Linked DNA regions of Homo sapiens: region 2 is linked to region 1. Evidence: chromatin loops called from intact Hi-C (ENCODE). Cell type or tissue: ovary. All regions are shown on one strand.

Region 1 (2,500 bases):
CATGAGAAAAACAAAAAACAATCTAAATATCCAAAATAGTGAAAATAGTGCAATTATTCAAATATGAATATAATAACTTTGTAATGACATAATAAATACTTATGACATCATGTTAGGTTAAAAAATACAATATAGAAAGTGTGTAAACTATGCTTTTAAAATTTCATTATGTATTTTAAAAAGAGCAAAACATTCAGAGGAGTTGTATGGATGATGAGATTATCATTCATCTTTTTTCTTGTCACTATTTTCTAAATTTTGTATAATTTGAACGTTACTTATAATGAAAAAACTATTTTTGAAAGATCTTAACAGACTTCAGTGACCCACCATTAAAGATGTATCTTTAAACTTTTATGTAACATCCACCACCCTAGGCACTTGATATTTTAAAAAAGAGAAGAAAGTAGCTCTCATCATTTAGTCAACTAAAGAACACAGTGAAACAGGGTAAGTGTGCCTAAATGTGTGTACACAGCACTACAGGGACCCAGCAGCTGAAGGAACTCATTCTATCAGAGTGAGCCTCAGAATGTATTATCTGTATATTAATGATATGACACACAGGAATACATCTACTTGGATTCATTTCTTTCTTTGTAGTATTTGTCCCCTCACCCCACCCAAAAAGGCGTAAAAGTGCTGAAGGCAGACTTGACTCTATATAGAGAGAGTAACATGGGCAACAAGTTTAGTCTTACTTGTGGAGACTTTTACGCATACAAGGAACAGGGTCAAAGGACAGGACTTTGGAAAGCAAGGAGTCACTGTCACTGGGCCATGCTCGAGAGGTAAAGCCAGAGGGTTGAACAAGGTACTTCCCAGATAACCAAACAGAAACAAAGGCAGCATCACATCAGAGACTCTAGGAGACCTGGTGATTTCTGGTGCCCTTCTATCTGGGCATGGCCTTTTTAATTTAATGCTTATAAAGTAGACCCCTGATCTGAATTTATAAGTTGAAGGATTATTATGTATGCCATTAATTTGTTGGGAAATGGGAAGTGGAAAGGGACTTACCCTAGAAAATTTATCTAAAGACAGAAAAAGTTTTAGACCTTAATCTAATAGATAACATCAGGCCAGCAAAGAGCTCACTGGCTTCCTTTTCCACACATCTTCCTCATTGTTCATTTTCATGCTGGCATGATGTTTGATTCAACTGGGAATAGATTAGCTAATTACTAATTAGGGTTAAATGATCATCCCCAATTTGCTATCTTGGAGTATACGGTGATCATTTGTATTAACTGCCTAATATACGTACTGTGTGCAAGTACTGTGCTGGGTTTTTTACAGGTTAAATTCATTAAGCTAGAAAAGATCATCTATGTTAATTGCCTAAAAAATGTCTGAGGTAGCTGTTATTAATTCCATTTTACAGATTAAAAGATGGAGGCTTGGGAAACTTGAATAACTTGGCCATGGCACAGGGCTAGTAAGTGGCCAGCTACAAAGTAGACTTAGGTGTGAGTGGGCCCAATGCCCCTGATCTTTCCACCACGTCAAGCAACCAGCATTCTGGGAGAGCTGATGGGTGGCAGTCCTTAAGCCCTTGTGAAGGTACCGTCTCAGCAGCACCAGCTGGGCTGAACAAAGAAACAAAGTGTAGAACAATTTCAGTGCACAGGGCACACTGCTGCTTGATCTTCCCAGCAGATCTATAAGCTGGTTGATAGTGCCTGGTACCTTTCTCCTCCTCATCCTCAGGAGCTGGAAAGTAGCCTCTCTTTATAAAATGTCTGGGATATACCCAGTTTATGGCCTTGCAATATCATTTCTCTCCAAGGGAACCAGAAGAAATGACTGATTCCAGGGCTGGGCCAAAAAAAAGTCCAAGATGAGCCTGACATATCTTGCCATACCAAACTGCAACAAAGCTCTTGGTGAGTACCGGGATCATGACCAAAGTACCCAAAAGTCGATCTGAGTAAACCCCCATTGGGCAAAGATAGCACAGTAACTGCAAAGGGTTGAAACACAAATATGCTTAAATCCATGAATTCATAATGATACCACAACAAAAACATTATTGGTCACCTTTGGCAGATGCTAGGTATATTAGTCTGTTCTCACGCTGCTGATAAAGACATACCTGAGACTGGGTAATTTATAAAGAAAAAGAAGTTTAATTAACTCACAGTTCCACATGGCTGGGGAGGCCTCACAATCATAGCAAAAGGCAAGGAGGAGCAAGTCACATCTTACATGGCAGCAGGCAGGAGAAGAATGAGAACCAAGCAAAAGGGATTTCCCCTTATAAAACCATCAGAGCTCGTGAGACTTATTCACTACTACAAGAACGGTATGGGGGAAACCACCCCCATGATTCAATTATCTCCCACCCAGTCCCTCTCACAACACATGGGAATTATGGGAGCTACAATTCAAAATGAGATTTGAGTAGGGACACAACCAAACCATATCGCTAGGTAATCAGCATATTGTTGAGAAAACTAGTAAATACAGGGAAAGTCTCAAACATTTATCCTGTCTCTCC
Region 2 (2,500 bases), 900 kb before region 1:
ACAACTGGCCGGGCGTGGTGGCTCACGCCGGTAATCCTAGCACTTTGGGAGCCTGAAGCAGGCGAATCACTTGAGGTCAGAAGTTTGAGACCAGCCTGGCCAACATGGTGAAACCCCATCTCTACTAAAACTACAAAAAAGTAGCTGGGCTTGGTGGGGGGCGCCTGTAATCCCAGCTACTCTGGAGGCTGAGGCAGGAGAATTGCTTGAGCCGGGGAGACGGAGGTTGCAGCGAGCGGAGATCGTGCCATTGCACACCAGCCTGGGGGACATAAGTGAGACTCTGTCAAAAAAAAAAAATTCAAAAGTTCAACAACTTGTGCAGAGCCACTTGCTACCCGAGGACCCGTGACTCAAGCACATCGGTGTGGTTTAAAGTCCACCCTGTGGCTCCTCTCACGCTCCTCCTACCTCCGGGTCAAGGGGCGCTGATGTAAGGCATTCCGCTTGTGCCTTTCAAAATAAACAACTGCTTTCAAAAGACAAACGGAATTATACATAGACTAGGACAGTTGAAAAAATGCTAGATTCTGTCCCCGCAGGGAAGTGGCCGACCCGATGTGTGGAGGGGCTGGGAGCTGCCATGCCCCGCACAACCCGGCGCACCCTGCGGGCTTCACGCGTGGGCTTCACGCGTGGGACTCGCAGGCTCAGTCTGCAGGGGCGCTGCTGTCACCGCACCCGCCTCCCCAGCTCAGGCAGCCCAGGACTCCCTCTGGCTTATATGTAGTAAAAAACAAAGGCAGTGTCTGGTTCAGATCCAAGAAAGCCACAGCAGTGGCCACAGAGATGTTTCTCCAAGTCTCATATTGATGAATCCCAAGCATATTTGAACTGTTTAATACCCCCATCTCCAAAGATGCTCTTTTTTAGCTAGTGTCCAATCCCTATATTACAGTTCCTAAACAAGAAACATTCCCCGTGCTGAATCCGCGTGGTTCTTTCCTCTTCAGCGCAGAGAACGGAGGTGGAGATGGGCTCCGGTGCTCCCGCTGAACAGGGACGGTGCGCAGTCATTCCCCGCCTGCACCACGCGGTGGCAGCAGCAGCATGGGCTGAAGGGGCTGTTGGACGCGTTTGCAGCTCCGCCCGCTGAGAAGCCACTATTAAATGCCCTGCAAACTGGGCATTAATCCCCAGGCCCTCCACAAGTGTGGTGAGGGGAGTGTGGAGGGAGGGAAGGAGGGCAGTGGACAGTCAAGTCTTGGAGATTGTGCCTGATGGCTGAGTGTTCTGGAATAGGCCTGTCCTTTCTCTCATTGACAGGGGGAGCTAGAGCTGGCAGGAGAGGGCCAGGAATTTTTCTCTTGCTGACACTTTGCAACAGGTCTGGCCTTTGGACCCAGAACCCCATAAGACCAGGCCTGTTCTTTTGCCTATGAGACTTCCTCGTTCACAGAAGCTATGACTTCTAGACCAGGCATCGTTGACTTCTGGCCTCCTCCCTCTTCTTCTAAAATTTTCTCCAAAAAGCACACCCACTGGCCCCCCTGGTGTGTCCCCTCCAGCTCTGGTCCTCCAGGGCAAAGCCCAGACTCCTTCATGGGGTGTTTGGGGCCTATGCACCTTCACCCCGAGTTTTCACTCCTGCCAGTGCCTTATGTACATCCTGTCAACCTCCTTCCTGACCCTCATCTACAGAGGTCCACTCTCCCACCTCATACTGTCTCTTGTACCTTCCTCTCCACCTCTTCCTCTTCTGAAAGGGCCCCTCCTTAGTCAGTGTTTAACTCATGTTCTTGGAACCCTTCCCTGATGTCTGAACTGTTAATTATAACCTGTGCCACTTCCCTGGTGCCTGCAAACACTGCAAGACTTAACTCATCTCCTGCTCACAATGATTCAGTCATCTGGACAGATGAGGACACTGAGGCACAGATACATAAACTTGCCTGAGGTCCCAGAGCTAAGGAAGAGGCAATCTTAAATTGTCATCTCTGAGTAAACTCACATATTCTCTGCCTTGGAACTCAGAGACTGGGATTTTGCCACTATGTTTCTCTGTGACTGATTATGACCCAAACAATGTCATAACATCTTTTTTTTTGAAACATAGTCTCACTCCGTCACTCAGGCTGGAGTTCAGTGGCACAATCTCAGCTCACTGCAACCTCTGCCTCCCGGGTCCAAGCGATTCTCCTGCCTCAGCCTCCTGAGTAGTTGAGATTACAGGTGCACCACCACGCCCGGCTAATTTTTATATTTTTAGTAGAGACGCAGTTTCACCATGTTGGCTAGGCTGGTCTCGTACTCCTAACCTCATGTGATCTTCCTATCTCAGCCTCTCAAAGTGCTCAGATTTACAGGTGTGCACAACCACTCTCAGCCAATGTTTGTATTTTTAGTACAGATGGGGTTTTACCATGTTGGCCAGGCTGGTTTCAAACTCCTGAGCTCAGGTGATCCACCCTCCTCGGCATCCCAAAGTGCTGGGATTAGAGGCTTGAGCCACTGTGCCTAACCCCAAACAGGGTCACACATCTTGATTCGCAAAACAAGG

What was found. A loop is a pair of places that touch in the nucleus more often than their neighbours do. Peaks named below come from ENCODE experiments on the same cell type or tissue, not always from the same donor. Only the 100,000 strongest peaks of a DNase experiment are listed, where the experiment ranks them.
Region 2: it touches region 1 in a loop (7-fold over the local background); 82 of 110 quality-filtered maps call a loop at or near these places.

The regions. Positions count from the first base shown.
Region 1 is chr7:42,839,555-42,842,054 of GRCh38, forward strand. No RefSeq gene overlaps it. Among named protein-coding and RNA genes, the nearest start is that of C7orf25, 71 kb to the right of the region's middle. In ovary, no CTCF peak of the experiment used is centred here; no DNase peak of the experiment used is centred here.
Region 2 is chr7:41,942,188-41,944,687 of GRCh38, forward strand. No RefSeq gene overlaps it. Among named protein-coding and RNA genes, the nearest start is that of INHBA, 240 kb to the left of the region's middle. In ovary, a CTCF peak has its summit at 1,019; DNase peaks (open chromatin) are centred at 676 and 1,024; H3K4me3 peaks cover 678 bases; H3K27ac peaks cover 907 bases.